Linked DNA regions of Homo sapiens: region 1 is linked to region 2. The links are chromatin contacts, found by Hi-C or POLR2A ChIA-PET in ENCODE. All regions are on one chromosome and are shown on one strand. Each heading gives the region's core, a stretch centred on a gene start or an enhancer-like site at or near the end of the contact. The rest is flanking DNA. Distances are from core to core; before and after follow the strand shown. Region 1 overlaps AUH (AU RNA binding methylglutaconyl-CoA hydratase). Region 2 has its middle 76 kb from the start of LINC02957.

Region 1 (6,141 bases), core at 1,570-4,069, 290 kb after region 2:
CAAACCAGCCATGGTTGCGAGACCCACCTTCCCGTCTTCTGAAATATGAAACAAATAAAACACGACCACCACATAAAGCACTTTTATACAGATCACATCCAATGTGACTGGGTCTTCAAAACCATCCTGAACTACTGGATTCTTCTACAAATGAAGAAATGGGCTCAGGGACATGAGGCACTTTGTCCACGGTCTCATCGCTGACTTCGGTGGAGCTGAAACTTGGCCAAAGAGCTCCTGTGTGCTTTACAGAAAACTACAGAGTGAATCTATGACCACCTGAAATTGCAATGCTGAGTACTGAATACAACAATCCAGATGAGTCTGACCAGGGCCAAATAGAGCAACACACCTGTCACCCTTCCCAAAAGCTGTCTGGGACACTCTTGACCCACAGGGAGCACATCTTGCCCCCTTTTTGTTTTTTATTTTATTTTAGAGATGGAGTCTTGCTCTGTCGCCCAGGCTGGAATGCGGTGGCGCGATCTCGGCTCACTGCAAGCTCCACCTCCTGGGTTCACGCCATTCTCCTGCCTCAGCCTCCCGAGTAGCTGGGACTACAGGGGCCCGCCACCATGCCCGGCTAATTTTTGTATTTTTAGTAGAGGCGGGGTTTCACCATGTTAGCCAGGATGGTCTCGATCTCCTGACCTCGTGATCTGCCCACCTCGGCCTCCCAAAGTGCTGGGATTACAGGCCATCTTGCCCCCTTTTTGACAAGCATTGCTATCAAACCATGAGTCTTCACACTTATACTCCAGTTGCTGGTTTTAGGGGGAACTGAGTTGTGAGGACATACACCAATCACTACTAGCATCTTGACAGATCCAAGCATCATTCACATCTACCAAGACTGGCTCCGTGCCCTTGATGGTATAGCCGTTAAACATTGGAACCCAGAACACAGAATGCCCAGCATGAATCCTGCTGCCTCAGTTTCTTAAACTATAAATCAGCAAACCCATTTCATAAGATTTTGGTATTAGGTGTGAAAACGCACAGTGTCTGATAGAGGAGGCGCTGAGTGGGCATTAGCTCTAATTGTTACATTACTTGCCTGTGTCATCAGATCTGCTGATAAGCACACTTTTGGTATCTTTCCAAGTAATGAGAAAATTGTTGACCAAATCAGAGCAAAGGACACTACTCCCTCTTGGTTGACGAAAACACACGTATCAGCAGCCTTCTGTTATGCTGTTTGGCTGTTTTCAAGCTCAACAGTGACAAAAGGGCCAGTAGCCCTGGGTGTAATTCCTGACTCCAGCATGTACATGCCGTGGGGCTGTGGGTAAGTGATCCCTCTATGGTTTTCTCTTCCTCTGTGCCACAGAATAACCAAAGTGCCTATCCTTTCGGGGATGTAGTGTCTGTAAAGCATCTGGTAGGTATGAATGGCTTCATAAATGTTACTCAGTATTACCATAATACCCAGCTCTTATTCACTCATCTTATTTAGAGGGTATTTTCAGTGATCTTGTCAAAATGTTTCCTTAAATCAAAACACCACACAGTACTGTTTCTATATTAGGCCTTTAAAAAGGACCTTACATGTTGGTTCCTAGGAGCTCACTTTGGGGCCCCTGAGGGAACTGCCAGCTCCCGGAAAAGGGGCCATCTCATGTCTTGCCACACAGGCGCGTCTCCTGGGCTGCTCCTGAGCCACATGGGTGCATGTCTTGGTCTGTCCTTGACATCCTTTATTTTCCCCACCAGGTCCCCAGATCTCTCATGCTGCCCTGAGAATTATTTTGGGTTGCTTATTAGGTGCTAACCCTCTAAGGGGTAGCTGAATTTCTGGAGGTCCCAAAGAAGACTGTGAAAATCCAAAGGCAAGCATTTGAAACAGTGATATTTTTGGAGCCTGAGACACAAATACAATTGAACAGAGGATTCAGCCACCTTCCACCTCCCAAAATACCCCAAATCACAATCTGTATCCTGCTTCATTTATGCAGAAAAGTACCTCTTATGTTGTGTTACCAGAATATTAGCAACTAACTTTAAAATGTTTTATTTTTTGTGAAACATGTATAGTTATTAATATACTATGAGAAAATAACTTCTATTGCTATTCTGATAAAGTTCAATACGTACTGATGTAAGTATTAGTTAATATTTTACTAGATCGGTAGACAAATAATGGCATGATTAACTATTTCTGAATGTGTGTGCCAGGATCCTTGGAGCCCGAATAAGAGCAAATGTAGGGCATATCACCAGAGGTAGAAGTTCAGGTCAAGTGAGGAAAAGGGCCGATGGCGGGCCAGCAACACACCCATGTGCAGGTACACACTTTTTCTAAGTGCTGATCCATGAATCGACACTCCACTACTTTGGCCTATTCACACTTAGAAAAGTGCTATCAGAAAAGTAACACTTTGTGACAAGCCAATTTTTGATTGCTAGAAAAACAACAAAAAAAATGATTAACAGGAAAACCAGATCCATCATTATTAAGAACAAAGCAAACGTGAAATGATCCTTTACATTACAGAAATCAGTCTCAGAAAATCTGACTCTTATTTTGGCCATTACTAGAACTTTTCTCTTGCCTCAGAACTTCAGAAACTTGGAGACCTCTTTTCCTTTCCTTTCATAGACAAGTTAGAAATTAACCAGCACTAAATTACTTCAAAACCAGTAGGCCTCATGCTCTGAGATAACGGAAAATTTTTTCTTTATTTTGCTTTCATCTTCTGAATTCTATCTGTGCTTGATCACTCATCCTCCTTGAGAGCCTTCTCTAACCTAGTCTGAACACATGGATACGTCTACTGCATTTCCAACTCTGTGCACCAACAGGCGGTGTGCTGGAGAAAAGAGGAGCAGCCCATGCAGGGGACCCTCCCTAGGTAGCACGGCCCTATCCAGAGCCCTGTGAGCTTGACTTGGGGGAGGATCAGGACTGCTTAGCAGCAAGACCGATACTGAAAGGAAAATCAAGAGAAAGGCAAACATTTATTCAGAGAATTGGACAGGCACTTTTCTCTGCCATAATACATGAAGTCTGCAATACCTTAAGTCACTACAGGACTTTACTTTCAGATACATTCCAGTGACTTCATCAGAACTTGTTAGGAAATTAAATGGTGCTCGATCAGTGACAGTAGACTAGAGTATGAATCCAAGAGAAACGACTCACACAGCACACTCTTAATATTTTTCCCTAACGACATAATTATTTCCTGCTCAGTTCAAGAGAAAGTGGTATTTAGCATGTCATGGATAGGACAAACTGGCCCTGCAACCTTTAAAAGGCTATGAAAACCACCACCAGCATTTTAGGTGCAAATTATCACGCACAAAACGAATAGCCCAGCAAGTTTAGTATGCATGCCACCCGATACGACCACCACAGAGAGTGCCAAATGTGAATTTTAGTAAGCCCTCTTTATAGTATGATGATCAGCTGAGCAATCATCATAAATCCGCAGAGCCTCAGCACCAAAGGTCATAAAGAAAATAGCGCTCACCTTAGTGTCCAAACATGAGTGAAGACACCGCCTACCTTTGTCAGGACAGACATCAGCAGCCAGCCAGTCCACATTTGCCTCTTATAAGAATTTTAGAATTGAGGTTGAGTTCAAATTCCTAAGTTAAAAAATGTAAGTTTCAGAATTAAAAAAATGAAGCCTACATGCCTTCAAATAGCAATGAAGTCGCCACAATGAGGATGTAAATCCACAGTAAAATGGGTGTTTATCTGATACATGGAAATGTGAAAGGAGGACACCTTAGGGACACAGCTGGGCTGTACCACAGTGAAGCTTGCTGCAGGGGCACTCCCGGGGACGTTGTCTCTGGCATGACCAGACTCAGACCTGACACAAACTAGGAAGGCAGGGTGGTTTGGTAAAATGAATGTAAAGTAGAGCTATCTCAAATTACTTAAAGGCATCAGAATGTTCTCCTTTTTTCCACAGCGAATTCTCCAGTTCCCAATGTCCCACACAACTCCCACCAGTGCCTACTCCCCAGGTGTGGCTACTCAGGCATGCAACCTGGAGGCCGTTTACAGCTTCTTGACCTGGCCTGGGTAGGAAGGCAGGTGTTTGTTAGGACAAAGGGTTGTTAAGTTCACCTCTTTCCCTTACAGAAATTGGAGGCAAATAGCAGAGGGTAGGGAAGCAGAGAACAGTCTCCACTTTAATCCATGACCCCAAGCCATTTCCATGCTCCAATCCTGGCTGCCCCATTTTCTTTCCTCCTTTGTGTGCAAACATCGCCTTTCCTAGGCCAGTCGGCGACCACACCACTTGCTGGGAGGAGGTCCCAGCAAGTCCCACTGCACTAGGTCTCCTGTCCGCTTTGGTTCTTTGGCTTCAGTCTTTGGATTCATTCTTCACCTTCAATACTGTATTACAGGACTGACCATGTAAAGAGGTTGCCTGATAGAAGCAGCAATGAAAGGGTTGTTTCTTCTAAAGTCCAGCATGCAATGATTTAGTCAATTCAAAAAGAATGGGGTAAGAGAAAAATTCCCATGTTTTCTTTTCACTAATTTTATTTATATTAGGTAGTTTTCACTCAGAATATCAATTCATTTTTCAGGTTTAGATATATGTATATGTAGCTGTTCGTATGCATTAATCACTTAGAAACTTTATTTGGTATAACTTCACATTTTTGGTATATAGAAATTTTATTTTCTTAATGCAGCACAGTAGACATACAATCAATATTATTCCCTAGAATGTGCAATATATAAATTATTCACATTAAAAAATTAACAGAAAGCCTCATATGCAGTAAATATTTAAAAATGTATATCTAACTTTGATTCTGTTTCTGACTATACACTACTAGCTTTATAAATCTGAATGAATATGACATTTACACATTTGAATGAAGTACACGGATGGGTCCATTCCAGATGCTTATTACACCGTATGAATAATCTGCTCTTCACTTTGGTCATTAAGGTTCCATGTGCTGAGGCATATAGTGGATCCGAAAGACACTTCCAGGAAGTACATTTATTACATTGGCATCTTAAGAATTTCTGTTCCTTTTATTCTCCTTTATAGCGAGGGGGCCTTTTCTCTTTAAAAGCAAGAAGACCTTCAAGTCTGTCTTTTGTTGGAATGGTCTAAGAAAAACAAAATATTAAATATGTCAAAAATGTTAAAACAACTGTAAAAGTTTATCAAGCACTATCTAAGAAAACTACTTAGAACCACATTCTAAAATTTTGAAATCAGTCACCTGAACAATTCTCCTAATTATGTAACCAAACTCATCCTTCTTACTCCAAGTGGTCCTCTACCCCATTTTGCTCTTCTTTTTCTAGTTTCCTAATAAGGTGGAAGGTTATTATCGATTTAGATATTTTCTCTTTTCTATTATATACATCCAATGCTATTTCTATCTAAGCACTGCTTTCAGTATATCCCACAAACTTTGAGAAGTTGTATTTTCATTTTAATTCAAAATACTTTATAATTCCTCAAGACATCTCTGACATATAACATTATTTAGAAGGATGTTGTTTAATCACCCAATATTTTGGGTTTTTCCAGCAGTCTTTCTTTTATTGATTTCTAGTTTAATTCCATTGTGGTCTGAAGAATACCTTGAATAATTTCTGGTGTTTACATTTAGTAAGTTGTAATTTATGGCCAAATGTGCTTTTAAAATTTTTCTTTGGGCTCTGAGGCTATTTCTAAGACGTTTGTAATTCACTTTCCTCATGGCACGTACTCATCAATGACAGGTGGTGATTTATATATACAAGCTGGGCACAGAGTCACACTCTAGATACTGCTCCTTTAAACGAGTGCTCATGCAGTTTCCAACTCCCAGGAAAGGTAGAACAAAACTTTTTTGCTATTTCAGATGCCCTAAAACAAAGTTCTATCTTTCAGAGAAAGACAAAAAAGGGAAAACATTTTTTTTTTCCTCTCCAGGAAGACCTAATAATTTGTATGCAGTCATCCCTCAGTTATCTGCAGGGGATTGGTTACAGGACCTCCTGCAGATGCCAAAATCTGCAGATGCTCAAGTCCCTTATATATTAATAAAATTGCATATCATATTACCTACGCACATCCTCCTGTATACTTTAAATCATCTCTAGATTATTTATAATACCTAATATAATGTAAATGGCATGTACACAGTTCTTATACTATATTGTTCAGG
Region 2 (6,427 bases), core at 2,002-4,501:
TCTCACATATCTATATATGTCCTATTGGTTCTGATTCTAGAGCAGAAGACACACAACCTTCTAGATCTGTAGGGCTCCTTATGAATCATGAGATCCCCAGAACAGCTGCAAAATTAAACAAATTCAGCGAAACAAAAATTAGCTGTTTTGCAGATAATTACTGCTTTTACCTTTAACTTTCAGTTTTGTCATGATGTAGACATCACTGGAGACGCTGGAGCTGAAGTTCGGGCCACGGTTGTCAAAGGAGAGTAGGATAGGCTGGGGAGGGAGGCACAGCAAACCTTCATGGTCTCCATATTATACCCAGTGGATTTTCAGATGCTCCAGGAAGGTGGACTATGTCCATGGATTCCAGAGCACCTCAATTTGAGGATCTTTTAAAAATGCTTTTTTACTGTCTGTGTGAAACTGAGCAAGTTGCTCAACCTCTCTGAGCTTTGGTTTCCTCTTCTGCACAAGATATTGATGATGATAATAATAATACTGACCTTCTATAATATTTGCACATCACTTTGCCTCTATAAGTAATAACTCTTAGCAGCCACCATTTTTCCATGGCCTTTTGCAATGCGCAGGGTGTGAAATCTTCCTAGACAGAAGCCCGATATGGATTCTTCAGGACATGGGTTCTGTATAACCAAAGCACCCAGATATGTGAGGGTAGGACTTAGTGGCCAGATGACCTGAGCCTCCTACTGTGCCTTCCGTACCACCTGAGCCACAGTTACCGCATGTGCGTAGTTCACTGTGGGGGTATGAAACCAGCCATGTCACAGCCATCTGTGGCATGCACCTGTAATCCCAGCTATTCAGGAGGCTGAGGCAGGAGAATCGCTTGAACCCAAGAGGCAGAGGTTGCAGTCAGCCAAGATTGTGCCATTGCACTCCAGCCTGGGTGACAAAGCAACAGAGCGAGACTCCATCTCAAAAACAAACAAACAAACAAAAAGTCAGTGTTGATGACAGTTGATGACTGTCCTCCCTGCATAGGGTGCCCCTTCACTTGTAGCTATTTACCCTTCAGGAGTTGTGCTAGAAAGGCATGAGCTCTTTCTACCACGGAGGGCAGGCACTGCCCTGGGCCTGGAGTGTGGACTCCCACCTGGAACAGCCTCTGAGTGCCCAGCCCATGGTGACCCTGATTCTGGCAATGCCCTACAGTTACATGGCCCAGCCCAGGGGTCCCTGTGGATGGAGAGCCGTTTGCCACCCCCAGGTCCATCCTGGGAAGCCGGGGCTGTGTGAGTGTCCCTAGTACTTCAGCCTTGTTCTTATGTGATCTGCACGGAACCCGCTCCAGGCTTGCCATCACCCCCAGATGGCTGAGGACCACCTGTTCTCCTCAGCCAGGGCCAGGGCTGAGGTGAGAGAAGGGGACACTGGGGCGTAGCTTAAGGACACTCACTTGCCTCACCTGGCCTGGGCCTGCCATAGGGATCAACCCAGCCATGTGCTTTCTGCCCAGGAAGCCACACTGAGGAAAGAGACTGGAGGCAACCCAGCCTGGGTGCTCGTCCTTTGTTGCCCATACAATGGGCTTTCAGCTTCAGCCCTCTGTCGACCTCGCAGGGTGGGCTTAATGTGCTGTGCAGTAGGGTGAGACCCTCCGAGGCCGGAGTCTCTCCCCTGCCCCAAGACCATTTCAGCCTCTGCCGTGTTCTTGCATGGGTATTGTCAGTGGAAGAGAGAAAGCATTCCATGGTTGGTGACTTCTGGAAACCTCTGTGGACTTGCATTCCCTCCGTTGGAATGAAGCATCTTCAGGATGCACAGAATTTCGGCAGCACGGAAACCTGCTTGTGCTCATTTCTCCCGGCATGTCCTCCACGTCTTTGACTCCTCACAAGGCGGCTGTACAGGCACTTTCCCATGCCAGGCCTCACTGTTGGCCTGGCATGGGCTCCCACTCAGCCCGTGCTGTTCCAGCGAGTCCTTCCTGGGGCCTGAAACCTTAGCCCATGGCTCCTTCCCCACATAGTTTTCCCTCTTTCTATGGCTGACGACCTCTCCCTCGGGCCCCAGAACATGACGTCCCCACTACTTTGAGGCTGCCAAGCTCTCGGGAAACGGGTCGCTCTGTTCCTCTCTTGGGCCTCCCACAGCCCTGGAACAGTCTGGGTGCCCTGGGAGGGACCCAGCCAGCCTCTCCTTGCTGGCTGGACTGTGTCCAAGCATTGTGCTCCATGCATCCCCTCCTGGACAGCCTTGGCTGCCGTGCTCATCAGCGCTTCTACCAGGGCAGTAAAGGAGAAGGACAGCAGGCAGAGCTGCACTCTCTGCATTGGCCCCCAACTCCTAATGCCGGCATGAGTTGGCTTGGCCAAAATGAATTGTTTGGATGATTTTTCTGTATTTGAAGAGCCAAGGAAAAAGTTTCCATTTTGTGTCTGTGTGTGTGTCCGTATATACGTCTGCATGTATGTCTGCGTGTATGTCTGTATGTGTGTCTGTGTGTCTAAGTGTCCCTTTATGGGTCTGTGTGTGTATGTACATGTGTATGTCCATGTCTATGTGTATCTGCGTGTATCTGTGTGTCTGTATGTACATGTGTGTCTGTATGAGTCTGTGTGTCTGCATGTATCTGTGTCTGTGTGTCTATATATACATGTGTGTCTTATGAGTCTGTGTCTGCATGTATCTGTATCTGTGTGTCTGTGTGTCTTACATACATGTGTGTCTGTATGAGTCTGTGTATCTGTATGTATCTATGTGTCTGTATGCCCATGTGTATCTTATGAGTCTGTGTGTCTGCATGTGTCTGTGTGTCTGTGTGTCTGTATGTACATGTATGGCTGTATGAGTCTGTGTATCTATGTACCTGTGTGTCTGTGTGTCTGTATGTACATGTGTATCTGTATGAGTCTTTGTATCTGTATGTATCTGTGTGTCTGTTTATATGTACATGTGTGTCTGTATGAGTCTGTGTATCTGTGTGTATCTGGGTATCTGTGTGTCTGTGTGTACTTGTGTGTCTTATGAGTCTGTGTGTCTGCATGTATCTGTGTGTCTGTATGTACATGTGTGTCTTATGAGTCTGTGTGTCTGCATGTATCTGTATGTCTGTGTGTGTCTGCATGTGTTGTGTCTCAGCGCACAAACCCGCAGCACACAGAGCTGGCCCTGCCCATCCACTGACACAGGAAACCTGAGCCTCGAAAGCAGCCCATGGCGCACCTCAGTGCTGGTGCACTCACCCTCTTCAGCCTCCTGGTTCTTCCACGGAGCCCAGCTCTGGAGCAGCAGAGCTCAGGGACACTGTGTTCCTCCTGTCCTCACATGCTGCAGCCCACCACCTTGCCAAGCTGTGTCTGGGCACGTTTCTGGAACCTGGCTTGGCTCCAGCACTGGCCCTGCCAGCTCTGTGCAGACAAGCTCCCAGGAGACGCCCTGGGATTTCACAATGAGCCTCGTGTGCCCAGTCTACCCCTGCCCCCCAGCTGCTGTCCGCTGCACCTTCCTTTGGTTTCCAGACCAGGTCAAGACATGGGATGAGCCTGCTCAGAAGGGATGAGCCTGCTCAGAAGCCCTGGGCCACACACAAGCCCTGGCCAGCCACAGTCGGTGCCCTATGCTCAAAGAGCCACAGCGCTCTTGACCCAGCTCCACATTGCTGGCCGCAGGCACTTCATTTCTTGTAAATTAACCCTTCTTTCTCTCTGGAAACTTCAAAAACTTCTCTTTACCTTTGAAGTTCCAAAATAAATCTTTTTAAAATGCATTCTGCCATGCGTTGGTGGGCCCTTTTAAATAGGACTGGCTATCTGGTCTGCAGAACCTGGTGCTAAACTAAAATGTGGAAGTCCTGTTCAAAAAGCAAGAAAAAGGCATAACAATACTAAAATATACAGCTTTTTCCTCTCTTCCAGAGTCTCTTTCTTGATGTGCTGCATTTTTCATGTTATTTAATGTCATTCCAAGTTAAAATTTTAAAGTATTAGCATGAATTTTATCATTTGTGCAATGCTAGTTTTAAATGCAAATACAAAAGTGTTTAACTCACATGAGGAATCACTGAAATTATGGTTTGTGTTATGTGGCTCGAGCATGCATGTGTATTTCATTTCTACCATAACAGCGACAATGCTGCTGAAAAGTAGCTCAACTGTTTGTATTTTACTTCTTGCTACATGCACGTGCGCCAGCACCCTCTTATCTTCAGCTGACTAATGAGGGAGAAAGCACTGAAGGACAGGAACTCTGGGTTGCCCTGTCCTCATCTTTCCTCGTATGTCATCATTTTCAAAGTTCGTGGTTGTCGAATACTGGAAGTAGCCCAGGTAAGAAGGGATGGGATAGGATGCCTTCATTGTTCTGTTTCTTAGAAGGCCTTTGCCTTCTTTAGGCATTTGAAACAAGTTCTGGTTCCAACAGATCGTGTGTGGCTTTGTACGGCTTCCATATGCCCCTCCTTCTGTGGTAGAGCACGATTACCTTCTACTCGCCTTCAGTGTCGCTGAACTGCACCGGAATCCACTGGAATTCTGTATGCATGGGCCTTGGGAGCGTGAATGGAGCAGCAAGGAACGGGGACACATATATCACCTGTGTCTCTGCACATGCACACGGTTTGTGGCTCCGTCGGACTTCACTTACAAAACCCAAGTTCAAAGATCAAATTATGAAGCATTTCAAGATGGCAACAGATGAGAATCAGACAAGCATAGAGTCCTTCTGAGCTTAGAGCCTTACGTGACCACAAGGGCCACATATCCAGGAAGCTGGCCCTGCTTTTGAACTGGAAAAGTTCTGATCAATTTTCTTCTATCAGTTATTTAATTATTTTCCTCCCTCAAGTCTCTCTGTTCTCTCCTCCTGGAACTCCTAGTAAATACATAAAGAAACGTCTAGCTCCCGCTCGTGTCAATTGTCTCTTACTTGGATTTCTTTGTCCCCATGAATGACATTCTACAAGAACCCCTTGGTCTTTCAGTTCACTAATTTATTCTTCAATCACGTCTGTTTTGCTAGGTTTCATTAACAATCATCTTTTAAATTTCAAAGTTTTATAGTTCTTTTTTGTAACAGCCTCTTCTTGTTTCAAGGATAGTTTACATTCTCTAATCTTCTCAAACATGTTAAATATGATCACCTTTAAAACTTTAAACTGCTGTGTTTAGCTGTTTCCTTGAGCAGGGAGAGTTCCGTTTGTTGAAGTTGAATGCCACTGTTTCGTAGCATTCATTTTGCTGACATGTTTGACAGCTCTCATCTATCTGATTATCTTCCTCTTTGAGAATCCCTGACCAGTCATGTTTCTCCCTGCTCAAGTGAAATAAAGGCCTCAAATAGATCAGTGGTTTTCAACTCTTTTTAGCATAGATAAATGTTGTAAAATAAAATTTTATTTGTGGAAATACAGTGTGTAAATCCACAGTGGAAAGGCAATAATTGAGGCAGAGATGCCCTGCAACCCTAGAGGTGCCCGCTTGGACCCTTGGTGTTCCCTCTGCAGCCTCACCACACAGTGGGCCTTCTCTGTGATTGCTGGGCTGAGCGATCCTGGATCCTCACAGCCCATGTCTCAACAGTTAATGAACCAGGTGATCTGCACATGTATTTCAAGCTCCTGTATTATCCCTGATGAGGATATCTAGATTTGAACTTCTTTGAAATTCCTTCCTAAATATTTATTTTGTCATGTTTCTACATATGGAAGGGTCCTCATGGCAGATAGACTCACAGGGACTTACACACTACCACACTCTTTAATGGGAACAGACCTCCTATTACTGACTTCTTGACAAAGTCTTGAAAAAGAATGAAAATGAGGATGCAAGTCACCAGGGAAGGCAGAGGAATATTTCTTTTATTTAAGCGGACTTGCTGATTTCAAAAGAACCATTTCCAGAAAAGACTGGGCTAAGCTCCAATCTTGGCCTCCGTATATAATGCAAAAGTAGATGCTATAAACTAGTAAATTCATGGCATTCGATCATAAAAAAGAAGAAGAGATGCATTTTCTGTTAGACCCTGAGGCTGTACTTTCCCAACCGCTGTGTAGAGCAAACACCAGGTGGGGAGATGGCTTTGTGGACATGCAATCCAGTTTCTAATCCAGAAATAGGTCAGAGCACCAATGTGAAAATACCTGTTGTTTTTAAATAGGTCTGTGTGTCTCAGTGTGTGTGTGTGTGTGTGTGTGTGTGTGTGTGTGTTTTCCTTAAGGGCACTTGAGATGCCGCAAAGAAATGAGGAAGTGGAAGTTTTGAATTGGTTTTTCTTCTTTTGTCTAGGGATGATTTTTTTTTAAGAGTTTCTAAGAGGTAATTGAGTTTCTTCCTCAGGAACAGTCAGTTTTTCATGAATCAAATGTATCAGTAATAATTTTTTAAATGCTGGATTATAACTTTTGAAAGTTTGCAAGTTGGGAGCATATTTCCTTGGCTCTGCGACATTCCCTCCTCTTCCTGGGGTTCTCTCCTCC

Evidence for each region. A loop is a pair of places that touch in the nucleus more often than their neighbours do. ChIA-PET counts read pairs that join two places held with the same protein, here RNA polymerase II (POLR2A). Pooled maps may share reads with other maps.
Region 1: a loop to region 2 is called in a map of ascending aorta, with 3 times the contacts of the local background. The contact joins two enhancer-like sites. A Hi-C loop is called at or near these places in 2 of 168 maps with a recorded cell type or tissue (ascending aorta and prostate gland), 13 of 37 single-sample maps with no recorded cell type and 9 of 50 pooled maps. POLR2A ChIA-PET finds 5 or more read pairs at or near these places in 1 of 52 experiments (MCF 10A).

What each region holds. Positions count from the first base shown.
Region 1 is chr9:91,209,337-91,215,477 of GRCh38, forward strand. It overlaps AUH (AU RNA binding methylglutaconyl-CoA hydratase), which reads right to left. Exons shown (of 10, transcript NM_001698.3): 10 at 4,487-5,089. The coding sequence ends at 5,012. Among named protein-coding and RNA genes, the nearest start is that of LINC02937, 49 kb to the left of the region's middle. Within about 2 kb of position 2,820, at least 6 of the 41 ENCODE cell types and tissues checked have a DNase peak (open chromatin) inside an H3K27ac peak, as active enhancers do.
Region 2 is chr9:90,918,005-90,924,431 of GRCh38, forward strand. No RefSeq gene overlaps it. Among named protein-coding and RNA genes, the nearest start is that of LINC02957, 76 kb to the right of the region's middle. RefSeq lists a silencer at 3,330-3,492 and an enhancer at 6,181-6,230. Within about 2 kb of position 3,252, at least 12 of the 41 ENCODE cell types and tissues checked have a DNase peak (open chromatin) inside an H3K27ac peak, as active enhancers do.